Regions from separate parts of the Mus musculus genome. Here region 1 is linked to region 2. A link is a loop called in an ENCODE intact Hi-C map of the cell type or tissue named here. Cell type or tissue: left cerebral cortex. All regions are shown on one strand. Each heading gives the region's core, and the rest is flanking DNA. Links, peaks and the distances in the headings are about the cores only. Region 1 holds the start of L3mbtl3 (L3MBTL3 histone methyl-lysine binding protein). Region 2 holds the start of Gm48893 (a long non-coding RNA gene).

The links. Peaks named below come from ENCODE experiments on the same cell type or tissue, not always from the same donor. Only the 100,000 strongest peaks of a DNase experiment are listed, where the experiment ranks them.
Region 1: a loop joins it to region 2, with 2.8 times the contacts of the local background. A loop is called at or near these places in 7 of 42 quality-filtered maps.

The regions. Positions count from the first base shown.
Region 1 is chr10:26,370,831-26,376,201 of GRCm38, forward strand. It overlaps L3mbtl3 (L3MBTL3 histone methyl-lysine binding protein), which reads right to left and starts at 3,242. Exons shown (of 22, transcript NM_001359254.1): 1 at 2,871-3,242. In left cerebral cortex, for the core only: a CTCF peak has its summit at 2,280 (motif pointing right); DNase peaks (open chromatin) are centred at 2,289, 2,984, 3,362, 3,960 and 1 more place; H3K4me3 peaks cover 3,200 bases; H3K27ac peaks cover 1,673 bases.
Region 2 is chr10:26,692,380-26,697,750 of GRCm38, forward strand. It overlaps Gm48893 (a long non-coding RNA gene), which reads left to right and starts at 2,913. Exons shown (of 2, transcript XR_003948859.1): 1 at 2,913-3,404. In left cerebral cortex, for the core only: no CTCF peak of the experiment used is centred there; DNase peaks (open chromatin) are centred at 2,949 and 4,090; H3K4me3 peaks cover 1,375 bases; H3K27ac peaks cover 697 bases.

The DNA.
Region 1 (5,371 bases), core at 200-5,199, 320 kb before region 2:
GAAGAAGGGCTTCTTCATAGGAGTCACTTAAATGTTAATTACATGTTAATTAACCCCCCCCCCCCCAAACTGTCATAAATTTTAGCTACAAAATTGTAGCTCAGGCTGCAAAGGCATTTAAAGCTCCTGTCTCTTCCCTACCATTGTATATCCACCTATAGAAGGTATTAATTGATTCACTACTGCTTTGTTCTGGATTCCCCACTTTTTCAATCGATCAATCAATTGTTTTCAGTAGAAAAAAAAAAAAAAAAAGGAACTGAACCGCCAGTAAGAATTCAGTAATGAGCCGGGCGTGGTGGTGCATGCCTTTAATCCCAGCACTCGGGAGGCAGAGGCAGGCGGATTGCTGAGTTTGAGGCCAGCCTGGTCTACAAAGTGGGTTCCAGGACAGCCATGGCTACACACACACACACACACACACACACACACAAAACCAAAAACAAAAAAAAGAATACAGTAATGGTTGAGTGGTAGTGGCACACACCTTTAATCCCAGAATGCCTGAGGCAGAGGTGGGTGCATCTCTGTGAGTTGGAGGCCAACTTGGCCTACAGGGAGAGTTTTAGGACAACCAGGACTACACAGAGAAACCCTTCATTACCCGTCTCCTCCCCCAAAATCTAGTAACAAGGAACTGGGAGAAGGCAAAGTCAATAAAGAGACAGCCAAGAAAGCACAAAGACCCGAGTTCAGATTCCCCAGCACTTCCCTAAATCCCTAAATCCCGGAGCGCTCTCCTCTGTAACCTGAGCACTGGAGGGAGGGCCTGCAGCTCACTGGCCAGCCAGTCTAGCCAATCAGTGAGCCAGGTTTGGAGAGAGGGAGGGGGGAAAAAAGGATGACTGGGAGCAGAGCAGGAAAGCTTGTAACTGTAACAACTCAAGCTGGTCTCTGGCCTCCCATGCAACCATACCAAAGGCACACATACGCTACGGGACACTCCTTTTTGCCCAATGCTTCTTTCACCTTTTCAAGCACGCCTACTGTCTACTTGTTCAAACATTCAAAGCAGTTCCCACAAACTTAAGTTTTGTTGTTGTTTTCCTTTCTACTAACCCTGTCACACACTCTCTTTAATTTCCAGCTGCACTGGAAACCAAGTGTCCAGTGAAAGACATCTGTCTGGTGACCTTCAGAACTGCTGTGTACCCCCAAGACTTCTTTTAAGGATCTAGCATTGATTATATTGGAGGAAAAGGAAAACAAACAAACAAACAAACAAACACCCTCAAAGCACTCTCATAAAGCCCTCGCATCCATAATATACAATTCAAACTCAACACCCATCACACCACACTGCACTGTGTATTCAAATTAACTAGGTACATGTAAGGTGAAATTAATTTTAATCACTCACATCATTCCCGTACTCTAAACCACATAATAAAAATTCCCATTGTAAATAAGACTGTTACCCAAGCACCAGGAGGGAAATACAAATTCAACTCCAGCCTGAGCTACATAGATGGATGGACCCTGTCTCTTTCACTGTGACGGACAGGTGGTAATTACAAGAATGATTCTATACAACCTTAATCCCTCCTGTTTTTATCCTTAAAATTCAATGTTTTTTTTTTAAATACAGAATACACACTGGGAAATAGTTATGTAACCCATGCATATATAAAGTGGTTTAAATCGTAAATTATACAAAGTATACTGAAATAAATGTTTTTACTCAGTGAATCAAAATTACACCGTTACGAGAAGATACTATGTATTTTATGAGTATATATTATGTAAGTTTATACGTAAATTGTTGAATAATTTGTTAGCCTGAGATTATATGCATCAGAGACACATACAAAATGATCAGTTCATATAAAAGCTAATTTCAGGTTTGTTTTTTTTTCAGTTTTTTGCAAAGTGCTAAGCACAGGTTTCATTTTGACTTTTCCTTAACATTCCGAATTAAGCTACCTGCTATGAGTCGTAAGAGGGGAAATAAAAAAAAAAAAAAACGGAGGTACAGATGATGGTAAACAGAAGACAAACTTTCTTATCTAGGGAGTGTCAATCTCAAATCTCAGAATAAAAAGCTTTGGTTTTCTTACTGTATGCAAGAAAGGATGGAAATCACAGGGTCCGCAAGCTTAGACGTCATTGTTCTCTGATTTACAAAACTTCTATTTCGGACTAGCATCCTTTCTCACATCTGGCTGCAACTCAGGTCTTCTAATTACTTCCACGTCTAAACGGACTGCATGTAGCTACAAGTAAAGGCCAAACTTTGGTCTTGTCTCTCGAACTTAAGATGCGTTTAACCACTAGAGGTCCCCCCTTGGCCAGTTTTGCAGGCTCACTATTTTGCTGCACTTGAAACTTTCCGGCTCTCTACTCGAGTCAGTGTTTTTCTAAAAACTTGCGCAAAAATCCACGCAACCGAGGTAGCCAGTACAGAGCTTCCCGGGCTCCCCACACCAATAAAGGCATCATAACCAACCACCTACGAAAATTGAAATGAAAATTCAACTCACTCATCCCAGGCGACGCACCTCCCCCCCCCCCCCACACACACACACACTCAAACCGGTTTCTTATTTCTCGTCTCAGTTTCCCTTAACTTAGAACAATTCTTTAACATCTATTTTTGTTCCTGGGCACTTTGGATGATCTTAAATGCATGCTTTTGGCGGTAGCCCCAAGGTGGCAAAGGAGCGGGCCAAGGGATGCAGAAGGCGGGGGGGATGGGCCCAGCAAACTGCGCCCGAGAAAGTTGCATAAGGAAAGAGACTCCGTTTTTCGGGTCCCCCCCCCCTAAAAAAACAAAAAAAAGAAGAAAAATAAATCAGCGGGGAAAGGAGAGGAAAAGGAAGCTGGGCGGTGGCTGCAGGAGGACAGAGAAGGAAAAACCAAAGCGAGTTTACCTTCGTGTCCCCGTGGAAGGGTGGGGCAAGAGCCCTGACCCACGCGACCCGGCAGTGCGGCTGGATCTCCCACCCGTTTGGTCGGAGCGCGGACGGACAGACAGACACCACGGCCGGACGCGAAGAAAGCCGCCACGCTGGTCAACTTTCTCTCACGGCCCCGCGGTGGGCCGTGATCGGATCAGATCCGATCGTGAGGTTCGGGTCCTAGAAACCCCCACACACATGCACTTTTTTGCCTTTTGGATTTTTTTTTCCTTTTCTCTTTTTCCCTTTTTCTATTCTCCCAAGAAGGCGATTAAAGTTTTCCCTCCGCCAGTGCGCCCCTGGCCCCGCCGCTCTCAAGTTTGCCTCCTCCTCCGGCCGGCGGCTGGCTGGCTGGCGGGGCGCGCGGCGGATGCCTCCGCTCCTGCGCTTCCCGATCCCCACCCCCGCCGGCCTCTACTTCCCCCGCCCCGCCGCCGCTGCGCGAGGCCGGCCCCGCCGGGCCCAGGACGCGAGCGTGGACCAGACAGTAGCCCATGAGCGCAGATCGGCGCACGCACGGGTGGCGAGGCGGACCCCGGCCGCCGGCCTCGGCCACCCGGGGCGGCGGTAAACAAGTTGCAGGCTCCACGGCCCCCGCCGCAGCCCGCCACCGCCTCGCCTCGCCTCGCTCGCACGCCCGCGCCCGCACCGGCGGCGCTGCGCGGAGAAGATCGCCGCGACGGTGCGGGTGCCCGGCCCGGCCCCGCGTCCTCCACCCCGCGGGGACGGCAGTGTCGAGCCCGCGCCGCCGCGTTCCCTAAAAGCACTTTCCTGCTTCCAGCAGGAGGAAAAAAAAAAAAAAAATCCAGCGGAGGCTTTATTTCTTTCTTCTTCTTCTTCTTCTTTTTTTTTTTCCGTGCAACTTTCCCAAAATGGCGGAAATTGGAGGCGATCTCTAGGAAATTCTCCCACAGTCGGCGGCGGGGAGCGGGGAGGTGGCGAGCGGGGAGAGCACACACGCAAACTCTCGGCCGCCGGCCCCGCCGCGGCTCGGGTGTGCGTGCGGGTGCGGGTGCGTGTGCGCGGTGCGAGTCGCGGAGGGAGGCCTCTCGGCGCGCGCTCACACTCACACCGACACACACTCACCGACACATACACAGACACACACAGCCACAGAGACACACACTCACACACACATACACACACACACACATACACACTCACACACATACACACACACACACACACACACACACACACACACACACGGCCGCGCCAGCGAGACGCGCCTCTGCCACATTCAACCAGTCGGTTCTCCGCAGCCGAGCTGGCTGGCGAGCAAAGTGGCCCGGCCTCTTTTCCCACTGCCTCGGTCTCCCGTACTTGGACTTGTCGCGCTCGCCCGCCCGCCCGCTCGCTCGCCCGCCCGCCCGCTCGCTCACCCGGTGCGCGCTCGGCACAAAGGCCACACGGGCGGAGGGGGCCGCAGGGGCGGCGCGCCGGGGCTCGCGTCCTCCCGCCGCCGCACCGATCGTGCCCGCGGTCCCCTCCCGAAGCCGCCCCCTCCCCCCCTTAGGCTCAGGCCGACCGCGCTCGGCGCCCCCGGGGAGGCTGCGGCTCCGCCGCGTTTCCCCCCCACCGCCGCCCCGGACTCGCAGCCCCGCGGTGCCGCGCTCCCCCCCCCCCCCCCAGCGCCGCCACCCAGCACCCGGTGTCAAAAAAGCGACCAAAGTGACAAGCTCCGGGCGGGGGGAGGGGGCCCACACGCATCCCGCTGCCTGCGCGCGGGCGACGGCCGAACGCGGCCGCCTTGGCCCGCTCCCTTCCGCACGGCCCCCCACACCCTTCCCCGTGTGCGCGCAAAGGAGGAAAAAATACAAGTCTCTCCTCCCCCCATTTTTTCCTTTCTCTTTTCTCGCTCTTTTGTTCCTCTTTCGCACTCGCACTCACTACTTCAGAGTGAGATGCCCACAGACTCCCCCTCCAGCCGCTTCCGAGTCACTTGCCCACTTTTTTTCCCCGGGATTAAGTTTTCTCCTCTTTCCCAGAGGCGCAGAGAAGTGGGGGAGAAACCCCTTCTTTCCTTCCCCTCCCCTGATCTCTTTCCCAAGACGAGGGTGCGCTTCCTTCCCTCTCTAGGTCTCAGAACTTTCATCCTCACCCAGAAAAAAATCAATGAATGGCTCTGGCGCAGGCTGATCTGCAGATTAATTAGAGATTAGATCTGATCAAGCGCTCCTTACCCCCAAATTTTCTCTCTTTTTTTTTTCTCCGTCTCACGAGTAGTCCTGACAAATGGTCCAGGGCTGCGGGCGCAGTGCGCATGTGCGCGTAGAGTCAGGGCTGGGGAGAGGGGAAACTGCGCTGGTGCCGGTGCCGCCGCCGCCGCCGCTGCCGAGGAGGCTCGCACTGCCTTCCCTCTGACTGCTGCTGCGCCTTCGCCGCTGGAAAGCCGCGATTGAGCGGCTCGGCCGCCTCGGCCGCCCGCACACAACTGCTTCAGGTGCATCTCTCCGCGATCCTTGTCGCTGCTC
Region 2 (5,371 bases), core at 274-5,273:
CATAGATATTCAGAATTGAGAGTTGATCTTGGTAGATTTTTCCTTTGACCAGTATGAAGTGTCCTTCCTTATCTTTTTTGGTAACTTTTGGTTGAAAGTTGATTTTATTCAATATTAGAATGGCTAATCCAGCTTGTTTCTTGGGACCATTTGCTTGGAAAATTGCTTTCCCGCCTTTTACTCTGAGGTAGTGTCTGCCTTTGTCACTGAGGTGCGTTTCTTGTATCTAGCAAAATGTTGGGTCCTGATTATGTATCCAGTCTGTTAGTCTATGTCTTTTTGGGGGAATTGAGTCCATTGATGTTGAAAGATATTAAGGAAAAGTGCTTGTTACTTCCTGTTATTTTTGTTGTTAGAGGTGGAATTATGTTCGTGTGGCTATCTTTTTTTTTTGGAGTTGTTGAAAGATCACTTTCTTGCTTTTTCTAGGGTGTAAATTCCCTCCATGTTTTGGTGTTTTCCATCTATTATCCTTTGTAGGGCTGGATTTATGAAAAGATATTTTATAAATTTGGTTTTGTCATGGAATATCTTGGTTTCTTCATCTATGGTAATTGAGAGTTTTGTTGGGTATAGTAGCCTGGGCTGGCATTTGTGTTCTCTTAGGGTCTGTATGACATCTGCCCAGGATTTTCTAGCTTTCATAGTCTCTGGTGAGAAGTCTTGTGTAATTCTGATAGGTCTGCCTTTATATGTTACTTGATCTTCTTCCCTTACTCCTTTTAATATTCTTTCTTTGTTTAGTACATTTGGTGTTTTGATTATTATGTAATGGGAGGAATTTCTTTTCTGGGCCTAAGAGATGCCGCTTGTGGTAACCAAATGTGATGCTTATAAAGAATTGAAGATAATTAGGCACAGGTAACCCAAAATTTTGAAACCAAATGGAGAAACGCTTGGTTTTGGTAATGAGGACACCATACATTTTAGAAACAAGTTCCTACAATATAAAGAACAGAAAAAAATGTTATTTTTTAAAATGTAGGAAATAAATAAGGGAGAAGAGGTGAAGAATCTCTGCACTGAGGCTGAGATAATGAGCCTGGGGCCTGGAGCAGTAGAAGGTGAATCTTGATTTCTGCTTTATTCCTGTTGGGATTTAAAAAAAAAAAAAAATCACATAACAAGGCTGGGGTGAGGAGCCAGTAAGCAGAACTGAAGTGGGGAGATAGCTCAGTGCGTAAGGTGCTCACCTCACAAACACGAGGACCTGAGTTCATCCTAGAATACACGAGAAACAAAATAGAGCGTACAAGTAACAAACACAAGTCCAGGAATGGTGACTAATCATTCTCCCAGTGCTGGGAGGCAGGCAAGGGCAGGGGGGCTTGCTGGCTCATCTAGCCTGGTTGGTGAGCTCCAAGCTAATGAGAAACTCTGTCTCAAAGAAGAAGCATGGCATTTCTAAAGGCTGTGCTCTAGTCTCCAAATGCACACACACACACACACACACACACACACACACACACAAACACAAACTGTCTCTACCCTAGTCATCTAAGTGTTAAGTCTGCACAAACCAGGCTATACCCTTCCCTTCTCCCTATGGGATTTTTGCATTGCTCGATCCTGAGAAAGATCTTTCTGTTTCTGGAATCATCTCCTCCAGGAAACATGTATAAATGAATGAACTCCATCAATTTCTCCAGTGGCCACCCCAGTAGGAGGATTCCTTCTTGTGCCTCCATTTATTCTTGAAGCACATGATAGCAATGGGACAGATGTCTACAATCATACAGATGCAAATGCCCAGCGTGTTCCACAGCAGTAGGGAACACTTCACAGTTGGTAGTCAGACAGAATTGACTAGAGATGATTCTAAAGCTGGAGTGATAAAGTGAACCCTGGGGCCTCACAGGGTGGGTAGCCAGACAGGGCTCTCTGATCTTAGGAGACACTTGGAATTCCTAGGGGGAGGTAGAAGGATGTAGAGAAAGGATCAGCAGGGTTGAGAGGATAGAAGAGAACGAGGGAGGGGGAGGAGGGGCAGAGGAGGAGAAGGAACACACAAAACATCAAAATGCAGACAGTATCGACAAGTCAATTTTCTTATGATGGAAACCTACAGTGTACTATTTTTTTTTTAAAATACTTGACTAGCCCCACAGAAGGACAAGAATCGGGATCTTTGTTTACAGGAAATTCAAGAACATTGGCTTCTCAGTTTACAGGCAATGTAAAGTTCAGATTAACGTACCAATCCCAGAGTTGAGCCTCACAGGAACACTAGTAGAATTCTTGCCATTTATCAAGTCTCGAGGAAAGATTTGTGTTCATAATTCGGAATTATTAGATGTTCTCTGCTGACACTGAGGGTAAGACTGAAGTTTCAAAATGTATGCTATTTTAATATGCAGATGAATCTATATATTAACATAATATATGGATTAACATTTCCATCTAACATTGCAAATCACTTTATAGAACATTGCATTGAGAAATTAGTCTAGGCAGCATATTATACACAGAGATCAATAATTTTGTGGCTCATTGCTTAATCTTTCTAATATAGGCAATTCTATACCTAAGCCATCAATGATAGTAATGGGTTTCACTGCCTAAGCCAGGGGTGCTTGACCCCAGGGACAGTTTAATTGCATAGGGACAGTTGAGATTAAAAGCTATCGATAGCTTCCAAAACGGTCCTGTCAACCTGTCAAAAGAATTGTCAAATCCACAACAGTGCATCTTTTTTTGTTTTTTGTTTTTTATTTTTTTGTTTTTTGCTTTTTGCTTTTTACAGCAGAGGGGTGAGGAAGGAGGTCATGCCCAAACTTAAAATTGCCTCCTCTGAATCTCATCTTACACAGCTTCCTCAATATCCCTTTTTCATATTTAGAGATGTCAAGAGTTGACAGGCCCTGGAGAGACAGCTGGGGTCTGAGCATGCCCAGTAGACAGCCTCTCTTTTTGTGTGTGTGCACACCGAGAGCTTCCTTTGGCACAGCAGCTAGCACTAGACCTGAAGGCAGCAGGCTTGTGCGCAGCTGCTGCTCCTTGCCGGGAAGCCGATCACTGCACCAGGATCAGCTTTGGATCCTCCTCAGCAGCAGCAGCTGAGCAGCCAGGGGTCGCGGGCATGCACCAGCTGAAACTTGCGCAGGCTGCCTGCTAACGGGTCTTCCTCCTCTGGTGCCCACGGGCCCGCACAGTCCTTAAAACAGCTGCCCTGCTGATGGAGCAGAAATAACAGGCTCCGGATCTCGGCTCACCTGAGGGGGCCGGTGAGAGGCACAGAGAAGGGGTTATAGCGCCTGGAGGAAAGCGACTGTCACGGACCTCTTATGACCATGCTTTCTCGTGATCACGTTTCCCCATTTCTTGGGACTCTGAGGTACCCCCCGCTCTGGACCTGAGGAAGTAGTTGCAGCAGTGACTAGGTTTGTGCATTGCTTTTACGGCAGGTAAGGGGAGCGTCTCTGCCGGTTTCGTTAACTTAAGAGGGTTGTCAGATCTCAGAGGGATGGTTAAAGAGCTTTTATCTATTGAGATCTTCACCGCAGCGTTAATAGTTTCTTCTTAAAGGAGACTGGGGAAGGGATCTCTTGGGGGATTGATTAAAAAAAAAAATTCTGACAGAGATTAAACACAGCATTCTTATTCCCTCTGACTTCTACCTCTTTGGACTCCAAAACTGGCCACCTTGGTAGAATTTTGCCTTGATCCTGCCATTTAACGTTCCATTGGCAAGATCAGGTTAAAGATAATTTATTATATTTAGAAATGAAGCTCCCTGCTTTTTTTTCCCATTAAGTAAAAGAACTTGGACTATAAGTAAACTGATTAAAAATAAAACATAAAAGCCCTAAAACTTCAAAAAAAATTACCCTGTCAGCCAAAAAGAGTACAGGTGACGCTAACACCTTAACATTAACTTATGTAGCATCAACTTATGTAGCTGGCTGTGTGCACACCGTGTTCACCTGGTGTTTGTATTGCTGTCGAGAGGTGCCCAGTATTTATTTTTGAGAAATAAGCACATAACTTTGTACAGAATGTTGGGCAAGATGGGATATCTTCAGAGACATCAGCTGAAAAGAGCCATTTTCCAAATGCAGTTAGGTAGGTAAGGGTGTGTGAGTTTGTGTGTGTGTGTGTGTGTGTGTGTGTATGTATGTATGGATTGGAAACTGTGGAGTCAGACTTCCAGATGGTTCTTCATGTAAAGCAAGCAGGAGTGTGGTGAGCTTTTAGAACTTAAACCAGAAGCAGTTGAATCAAATCTAAAACACACATTTCAAAAGAAAAGGCACCCAAATGGCCATTTAATTGCAGCGACAACTTCCGTTGCTATCACATTGCCTGGATGTTTTAAAGAAGGAAGCACTCTGCAAGCAAATGAAATGGTTATAGCTTCCTGAGCCTTACCTGACCATCGTCGACTTAGTCAGTGGGTTAGGAAGATGCCTTTGTCCTACTTTGGTATTAGATATCTTTCATCCTTACTAAAATAATTCACATTAATAGCTTACACAAAATAGTAACTTATTTCCCTTAGATGTTGAAGAATTGATTTCCTTTCCCCCTGTATCAAAGCTAAAACAGTGCAAATACAGAGTAAACATGAAAAGATGAGGAGGAAGAAAACGGCGTGGGGGTGCGTGATGCTCAGCTGTTAATTGTCGGAAAGATGAACTTTGTGGACAAGGCTTTTAAAGTCTTTATTAAAATGTCAGCTACTGCTTGCAAAACATTCCTCTGTGGGCACATTTAACAATAAGCAGGTGACACTATCAGTCTTGACACAATCAGCTATTGCTTTAACACCTGCTTTATTTTGGCATTGATGTCCCCCGTAAGCACCTGCCGTCCGCCACAGCAGATCTATACCAGTTGTGAACATGGACCTGACACACGAAATTAAAGCAGGTGGGAAAGGCCAGAGCTGTGTGTCCTAGCCTTGAAAAGGGCCAATTAAAGATAATGATGGAAACTTCGAAACACATTGTAACCTCTAGATGAAATGGAATAAGAGGCACAAATTTGAGCACCTTGCTTCAATTGAGAGAGTTGAAACTCCCTGTTTCTAGTTTGTTCTGAAGTAGAAGATTCTAATTAAAGTTTTTTTGTGTGTGCAAAAGAAAAACCCCTTTTTACAGTTTGATTTCCCTGGAGGAGACCTATGCTTTCCTTTTGTTGCTGCGGCTAATCATTATCATCATCATTGTTGTTATAATTGTGGTGGTGGTGGTTTAAATACACAGGTAATATCATGAGCAGCAACCCTACTCTGAGCTCTCTGCTTACCCATGACCCTACAAAAACTACCTGTAAAGGACAGGGCTCAGATTGACTCTCGCTGAAGATCTCCAAGGTCTCCTCCATTTACAAGTCTCTGTGTAGTTAATACAAGCCGTACCCTTGTCAGAAG